Linked DNA regions of Homo sapiens: region 2 is linked to region 1. The links are chromatin contacts, found by Hi-C in ENCODE. All regions are on one chromosome and are shown on one strand. Each heading gives the region's core, a stretch centred on a gene start or an enhancer-like site at or near the end of the contact. The rest is flanking DNA. Distances are from core to core; before and after follow the strand shown.

Evidence for each region. A loop is a pair of places that touch in the nucleus more often than their neighbours do. Pooled maps may share reads with other maps.
Region 2: a loop to region 1 is called in a pooled map, with 8 times the contacts of the local background. The contact joins the promoter of INPP5F here to the enhancer-like site in region 1. A Hi-C loop is called at or near these places in 4 of 50 pooled maps.

The regions. Positions count from the first base shown.
Region 1 is chr10:118,696,086-118,700,859 of GRCh38, forward strand. All of the region lies in intron 5 of CACUL1 (CDK2 associated cullin domain 1), which reads right to left. Among named protein-coding and RNA genes, the nearest start is that of CACUL1, 56 kb to the right of the region's middle. Within about 2 kb of position 2,531, at least 2 of the 41 ENCODE cell types and tissues checked have a DNase peak (open chromatin) inside an H3K27ac peak, as active enhancers do.
Region 2 is chr10:119,724,664-119,728,863 of GRCh38, forward strand. It overlaps INPP5F (inositol polyphosphate-5-phosphatase F), which reads left to right and starts at 1,387. Exons shown (of 20, transcript NM_014937.4): 1 at 1,387-1,696. The coding sequence starts at 1,600. RefSeq lists an enhancer at 386-435 and a silencer at 1,046-1,815.

The DNA.
Region 1 (4,774 bases), core at 1,281-3,780:
AGGATTTTACAGTCTCAAACGTACAATTTGAGTTATGTTTGAATATATATGATGGCCATCAGAGATGCACTCACTGTTCAAGTCTATCCTTCCAATTTTATCATCAGTAGATAGTTACAATTTTGAATGGCACAGACCACCAGGGGTGTCCAGTCTTTTGGCTCCCCTGGCCCACACTAGAAGAAGAACTGTCTTGGGCCACACATAAAATACACTAACGACAGCTGATGAGCTTAAAAAAAAATTGCAAAAAAACTCGTTTTAAGAAAATTTACAGGCTGGCACAGTGGCTCACGCCTGTAATCCCAACACTTTGGGAGGCTGAGGCAGGTGGAACACAAGGTCAGGAGTTCAAGACCAACCTGGCCAACTTGGTGAAACCCCCGTCTCTACTAAAAATACAAAAAAATTGGCTAGGCGTGGCGGCAGGCGCCTGTAATCCCAGCTACTCAGGAGGCTGAGGCAGAGAATTGCTTGAACCTGGGAGGCGGAGGCTGCAGTGAGCCAAGATCCCGCTACTGCACTCCAGCTTGGGTAACACAGCGAGACACTATCTAATAAAAAAAAAAGTTTACGAATTTGTGTTGGGCAGCATTCAAAGCCATACTAGGCCGCATGCGGCCCGCAGGCCATGGGTTGAACAAGCTTGGCATAGACAAATGCTAAGCATTTCAGAAAATCATGTTGCTTTAAAATGCAGTGTTTAAAAATTTAAATTCTAAGTGTTAGGTTTTCAAAGTTCTCTCTATTAATCCATCTTCCTAACCTTTTCACCATTTTGGCCTCCAATTAGCCTTGCTCCCACTAACTCTTCGTATTCAACCACATATTCATTATGTGGTCAAGTATATACATTTGCAAACAACTCCTACCATAACTGAAATCCCCTATGTCAAATTTGATAAAGAAATGATAAATATAATACAAAGATATATACATAAAATGTACAGAAATTAATTTGAAATAAATTTAAAATGATTTTAGGAAAACAGTGTTTAAAACTTAAAAGATTTTCTAGTTAATCTCCCCTTTTAAGGAAAAAGAAATGGGAGTTTGGGGGTGGTAACTTGAGAGAGAAAAGAGTACTGAGCATTTAGTAAGTGCTACGTACTTTACATATATTTAATTCTCACAAGCTTTATCATCTACCTTTTTATTTTTAACAAGTGAGGAAACTGAGGCCAAAATAAAAACTCATCACTGAATAATTCATCTGAAGTCACAGAGCTAGCTAGAGGCAGAAGAAGTTTGAGAACTTGTGTTTCACTCTAAATTCTGTACTCTACTTCACCATACCAACACTGAAATGCTTGCTTATACGCAACAATCATCCCACAGATATCAATAAGCCGTATAGTTTAAACACTAGAATAGATAACTTCTAATCCTAAAATCTAGACAGGTTAAGTGTCTTGCTGAAAGTCACACACCTTTTGATACCTGAATTGGGACCAGAACCAAGCTCCTCTGCTCTTTCAAGTATTCCTCAGTGCTACACACTTGCTCAGGAGACTCTCTCCTTTATTAATGTGAAAAGCAATTCATAAAACTGAAAATACTCTTGGCTTCAAAAAATTTCAAACTACAATGGTTTGATCTAAAAGGCAGAACTGCCTAAGAAAATTAACTAAAACGTAACTATTTAGAACACTGTGCAAACTGAACTATAAATCTGCTGCTGCAAAAGTCAACACACTATATTTTCCCAGGAAATTTTCTATCATTAATTAACCCCATGCTACACATTTGTTACATTTGCTCAGAATCACCAACATACGACGTAAATACTTTAACAATAGAGCCTAGTAGTTTACTTTCAGCCAAAAATAGAAGCCACTTTATTTTATAAGCAAATATGCATAAAAATGATTATACCATGGAGCCGATAGAAAACTAGTTTTATTCCCAGTAAGAAGTCATTGTCTTCATTCATGAAACATACTAATAATGAATAATATGGGGCAATCAAGAACTGATTCTTTATTAACAGACAGTATTCATTTTACATTTTTGTGTTGTTTTTAAGACGTGGCTCCCAAATTCTTCTGACAAACCTCTTTTGCTTTTTTTTTTTTTTTTGAGACGGAGTCTCACTCTGTAGCCAGGCTGGAGTGCAGTGGCGATCTTGGCTCACTGCAACCTCTGACTCCTGGGTTCAAGTGATTCTCCTGCCTCAGCCTCCCAAGTAGCTGGGATTACAGGCACGTGCCACCACACCCGGCTAATTTTTGTATTTTTAGTAGAGACAGGGTTTCACCATGTTGACCAGGCTGGTCTCGATCTCCTGACCTCAAGTGATCCGCCTGCCTCGGCCTCCCAAAGTGCTGGGATTACAGGTGTGAGCCATCGCGCCCAGCCGACATGCCTTTTATCAAGAGGTGGGATACATTCCTCTCCTGGAATTTGGGCTCTGTGACCCTCGCCCAGCAGAATACAGCAAAAGTGGCACTGTGCCAGTTTCTGAGCCGAGGACCTAAGATACCAGCAATTTCCATTTCCTGTATCTTGAGATACTCACTCATGAAGGAAACACAGAGGAACCAAAAGCTAGCACCAACCTACCAGCCACGTGAATGAGTCACACTGAAAGTGCCAGCCCCCAGCTGAGCCACATCAGACAATGCTGAGCAGAACAGAGATAAGCTACCCCACCCCAAGCCCTCCCAAACTGCAGAGCAAAATAAAAGACTGTTGTTTTAAGCCACTGTATTTTTGGATGATTTGTTATACACCGATAATAAATGGAACACTAGTTTTCCAGATCTATCTGAAGCCACGGGAAGGAAATTACTGATCAGATTGTAGAAAGTTACAGAAATTGAATGTAGTTATTTTTTTGCTGCAGTAAAGGGGTAAGTAATATAAAAATGTGTAAGTAGAAACGACATTAATAGCTGTGCTATTCTGGTTTAAACTTTAACCTCTCTTTGTCTCCGTTTCTCCATCTATAAAATGGAGGTAATGACTATACCTATCTTATAGGGTTAGGAGAATTAAATACTTGTAAAATATAGGTCCTACCACATACAAGCAGTGCATGTGTGTTTAAAAACCTTTTGATGATCACCCACATAATACAGTTAAACATTGTCCCTTGTTGTTCTGAAGCCCAAACCAATGAGGCCAGTTATCACTTCTCTAAGTACAATGCCTAACAACTGCTCAATAAGTATCTGATAAACTCAGTTTTTTCCAATTTACCAAAGCTTAAGGACCTTTTCTGTTTACTTGGAAATAAAAAGGTATATCCACCTTTAAGTGTAATTTTTATTGAAAACCGGACAACATGATTATGATTATGTTTTCTCTCACCAGCTCTGGACTACTATATTCTCTCTTGAATATTCTCTTTGCATACGTCCAATAAAATTAGTTTCCAAATTACTGGCAAATATAAAAATATATTTACAAACTAGACCGGCTTTTTCTACCAAATGGTAGCATTTCTCTACAGAATTTTACCAAGATTTCAAAATGCTCTATCTTGTCATGAAAGCAAAAAGACAATGTCAGTATCAGGAAATACTTAAGTGGTTATAATACCTGGAATACCTCATGAGACAATTTTTTTTTTTTGAGACAGGAGTCTTGCTCTGTCGCCCAGGCTGGAGTGCAGTGACGCGATCTCGGCTCACTGCAAGCTCCGCATCCCGGGTTCACGCCATTCCCCCTGCCTCAGCCTCCCAAGTAGCTGGGACTACAGGCGCCCGCCACCATGCCCGGCTAATTTTTTTTTGTATTTTCAGTAGAGACGGGGTTTCACCGTGTTAGCCAGGATGATCTCAATCTCCTGACCTCGTGATCCGCCGGCCTCAGCCTCCCAAAGCGCTGGGATTACAGGCGTGAGCCACTGCGCCCGGCCAAGACAATGTTTAAAGATGTTGATAAACATCTCCCAGCCTTACAAAAAAAAATGGGAACATAATAATGAAATGTATATTATCTTCAACTACACTATTCTTTGAAAAAAAAACCCTGCCTTTCTAAACTTGCCCCATGCTTGATAATTCCTTCACTTAATTCAGCATCAAAAATGAAAAAAAAAAAGTTTATGGTCAAGCTTAGAACAATTCTTTTGTAGATTCTGGTAAAAGTTCATTGTGGTGAACGCTAATTACGGCTCAAAGGAAAGCAAAAATACATACTGCCAACCCAAATATGTGCCACATTCGAAAAAATGACTTGATGTGTCACATAAGATAGGAGCTTTAAAAGGACGCTGAGGACACTGAGACATTAGGTTACAGGGACTTCCTAACTCCACCTGGAGAAGTATATTCTTTCAGGAAAGGTAGAATGAGATGCTACCTACTGCGAGGGGGAAGAGGACTCAAGAATGGGAAGAGGAGAGGCCAGGTGCAGTGGCTCACGCCTGTAATCCCAGCACTTTGGGAGGCCGAGATGGGTGGATCACGAGGTCAAAAGATTGAGACCATCCTGGCCAACATGGTGAAACCCCATCTCTACTAAAAATAGAAAAAATTAACCAGGCATGGTTGCGGGCACCTGTAATCCCAGCTACTCGGGAGGCTGAGGCAGGAGAATGGCGTGAACCCGAGAGGCAGAGCTTGCAGTGAGCCGAGATCACACCACTGCACTCCAGTCTAGGCGACAGAGCGAGACTCCGTCTCAAAAAAAAAAAAAAAAAAAGAATGGGAAGAGGAGAAACGAACTGAGCTTAATGTTCTTAATAATCTACACAGGCACATGAAATATTTTACAAATCCTAATTCACAGGAGAGAAAACTCAGGGCCACAAGAGGCAAAGACGTTT
Region 2 (4,200 bases), core at 137-2,636, 1.0 Mb after region 1:
AAAGATTCCAGGACGCTTTGTTATCATTGGACTTTCTGTGCTATGGAAATTCAACACTGTGGGCTGGAATAACTAGTCATGTGGAACTCCTTCCTGCTTTTGTACCCTCTCACTTTTACTTGAGCAGAAGGTTAAAAGTATTGCTTTCTGAGAAGTCCCATTCGGTCACTCCTCTCTCTCGCAAGAGAGACAGCTGTTCTCCCTTTTCTTTTGCCTATAAACTTCCGCTCCTAAACTAAAAAAAAAAAAAAAAAAAGTATTGCCTTATTTTTCTCATCTCCTACTTCTTGTCTTTTTCTCTTGTTTCCGATTCAGGCATTAGAGAAGGCAAGGAGTTAGGAGTAGGAAGACTCAATGATTTATAGAACTGGGGGTGTCATAAAAGGTCATTAGTTCAACCACCATCTGAGACCAAGAGACTTCCCCAAGATCACACAGCTAGATAGTCCTCGAACTGGCCCCGGAAGTGGGGGCCTCATTCTCCAGACCCATTCTGTTCAGGATATCAACTGGTTTTTCAAGACAGACTGAGCTCAAGGATGTTTGGGGGAGACTCCTCCTTCCCCGAGAGGGTCTCCATTCATCTTATCCTCGCCAAACGATATTCCTTCCGCTTGCTTCATTAACTGGCTCCATTTGTGAAGTCTTCTCCAAACCGCCCTGCTTAATTCGGGACACAGCAGCACCTGTACATTCCTCCCTTCCTCCTCGCTCTTTAGCCGCGTGCTGCTAATGCTTGTGTGTTTTCTATTGTTACATGCTTTCCCTCGTTGATGTGCATTTATTGAATGCCTCCTGTTGTCAAACTTCTAATAGGGAATACGAAAACAGAAGACGCCTCCGCTTGGCTGTGGGCCTGGCTGGGGATGAACCCCTGTAGCCAGGCCCCGGGGTCTCGCCTGGTTTCGGTACGGGCAGGCAGCGCAGGCCCGCGGGGAACGTACCCCGCACCGCTCCGGGAGAGCGGGTGTGGGGTTGGATTCAGGTCTCGGCCTGGCGAAGCGTGAGCGCCTCCCTGCACGGAGGGGAGGCCCCAGCGGTGGGCGCCTGTCCCCAAGGCCGCGCGGAGGGAGGCGGTCAGTCCAGACCGACTCGGCCGAGCTCCCGAGCTGCCACCGGTGACCACGACAGGAAGGCTGGCGCGCCGGGGGAGGGGCCTGGGCAAGAGCGGGAGGGGCGGGCGGAAGGACGAGAGGGAGGAGGAAAGACCCGCGGGGAGGAGCTGGGAGGAGACACCCGGGAGAAGGCGGAGGAAAGGGCAGGAAGCGGGAGGGAGCTGAAAGGAGGAGGAGGCTGAGGGGCGGAGCCGGGCGCTCGGGGAGAGTAGCCAGCAGAGGGGGTGGAGCCGGGCCTGGGGCGGAGCCAGGGAAGGGGAGGAGCGGGGGGGAGAGGCCTCTACGGCCGCCGCTGCCGCCGCCGCTGCCGGGGCGCGTTCTCCTCCTACCGGTCGGGTGCCCCGGGGCGTTCCCTCTGCCGCTGCTTCTCGGCGCGGTTCCTACCCGGCCGCTCCCCGAGGCGCGGGCTCTGGCGGCCTCGACCGACTAGGACGCCCCGTGCGCCGCCCGCGGGCCGCCGCCTCCCTGGGCGCGCGGGGCCAGCATGGAGCTCTTCCAAGCCAAGGACCACTACATCCTGCAGCAGGGCGAGCGCGCGCTGTGGTGCAGCCGCCGCGACGGCGGCCTCCAGCTCCGACCCGGTGAGGCTGGCGGTGCGGGCGGGGGGCACCCCGGGCCAGGGCGGGGAGAGGAGGGGGCGCGGCCGGACCCCTCAGCCGGGCGGGAGGAGCCGCCTGCGGGCCTGGTGAGGCGGGGCGGGGCGGGCTGCGAGCGCGCGAGCTGTCATTATTCCCTGACTGGAAGGAGCCTGGCCTTTCTCCGAGACAGCGCCGAGCCCCTACCCCAGTGCGGAGCAGAAGGGGCTGGCGACCCTCGTCCTTCCCACCGCGTCACGCGGCCGCCCTTGGGGCTTGGGGCCCAGGCCGAGGGGAGGGGGTCCCCTCCGGCAGAAAGTTCCAGCAAGGTGCACCTGGCCGTAAAGGCCTCTTCCTCCTTGGAGTAGTTCTTACATGGCCTTCGCCAGAAGTTCTGGGTTCGAATTCCGATCTGGAGCGGTTGCGCCAGTTCCGTCTAGGGCTCTGCTGGACACTCACTCCCTGTTGCCATCCCGTGTGTTCTTGGTCCCTTATTATTAAAGGTGTGACTTTACTGTGGTTACCTCATAGGCACTCGGTTTAAAGCCTTTGTCTTTGACTTTAATACCACAGCACAATTAAATTGTATTGTAATGTATAATTTTGAGATTTTTGTGTGACTTGATGTTGTGCGACACAAAATGTATTGTGGGTCCATGTTTGGGTGTCATGTAAGCTGTTCGGAGAGGCTTAAGTCTGCAATTAGCTTGCTTTAGGAAAATGTGTGTGCAGTCGTGGTTTAAACAGAGCAGTCCCTGCCCTCAGAGCGCTGACAGTCCAGTTTCTTGTAAGATGGGGCTGGGTGGCACCTGCCCCTTTTGGCTTGCTAATCCTTTCCTCATATCACTCAGAGATTCTTCCACTTTAGGGAAAGCGAGAGGATAGAGTTCTTTAAGGAAGGAGCCAGAGCTTTTCAGACTTACTTGTAATTCTTATGTGCAGTCTAGACAGAAGGATTACATGATATGAATTGAAAAGGATAAAAGGTTCAGATGAGCTTTTCAGATCACAGCGTGGTATCACTTATAGGATGGTTTTTAAGGACAGGCCCTTTAACATATTATTTCCAATCCCCACAGCAACCTTACAGGACACGTGTGGGATCCTCTTTTTCAGGTGAGGAGAAAGGAGTGAGAGGTTATTAGTAACTCGTTCGGGGTCACAGCCTAGAGTTGAGACACTGACACAGGGCAGTTCTGTGACCTCCAGAACACTTTTGGGCAGGCCCCACTGCTTTCTTAGGAAGGCCTACTAGTTGCTTTGCCAGAGCAGTGAAGGATAACTTATTTTTTTCCTCAGGCTCTGTCTATATTTTCTTGCTATTACGTTGTATTTCCTCTTTTCAGAATGGAGGATAAACTCCTTGGCCCAGATAAAGTTCTTGATGATCTCGGGATAGAGTTATTATGGATAGGCTAATTTTGGCCAGTCTTCTGTCATTCTCTTCTCTGATTTGACCATTTGTCTGGCTTTCTCCCCTTCCCTCCTTTCACTCCCCCAAATTTGGGTAAGGCTTCAGTACAGCTTGAAGTAAAGCAGATTTCAAAATTCCTAGGTTGTCAAAAGAGTCAACTCCTTGGATTCTAAAAGCTTAGACTATTAGAACTGGATGGGACTTAAGATCGTCTCCAACTCATCTGACAACAAACTTTTCTACACCCCAGTTTCTTGAACTATAAAGGCTAACCTGCGCCTAGATTCTTGGATGAAGCCATGCAGTTTGGATTACTGTTTGTTCAAAGTCCATGTCAGAAGGCAAATTTAAAACTTTTTTGGGGGAGGAAAGTAGCTATAGCCTTTGCACTTGAGATTGGCATACTTTTTAGAATATAGCGGGCCACAGACCAAGTAGACCAAATGTCTGGAGGAAGGAAGAGGCCATGTTTCAGAAGTAACAGCCAGTTTTGATCTTAAGGTGTTCAGGATAGCCAGGGAATAAAGAATCCCATGCACTTGATTTTCCTATAGTTTATCCTGTCCAGGACTGAAGATCCTTTCTAACTAATGGCTATTTAAGAATGGCATTTTAATTGAATAAGTGCTTTTCAGATCTTTTTCTGTATATGGAATCATTTAAAATTCTCTTTATTTTATTGGACTTTTCCCCTGTGCTTTTATGGCAAGTTTTGCTGCTGTTTGTAGTGACAGCATTTAAAATCTTTCATTGTTTCCTACTGGTTATTTAGCTGAATAGATTACTAAGTCCTTTTCTTTTTTGAAAGGGCAGTATTATAAGCTCAAAAAAGCTTGTGGGCATCGTGGTTTTTACATTCGTGACTATTGAACAACCTGAAACAAGAGTTTTCCTTTTTCTAGAGACATCAGAAGGATAAGTAATGATGATATTTAAGATTAAAATACTCATTTATTTAGCCTGGAATGTTTGTTACTGTCAACCCCTTTTCCTACCTAGTCCATTCCATAAGACCCAGCTCAGATGCTACCCCTCATCCTTGGGGCAGAATTATTGGCCACCTTTATTGTGTTTCCAGGCATTTTCTACACTTAGT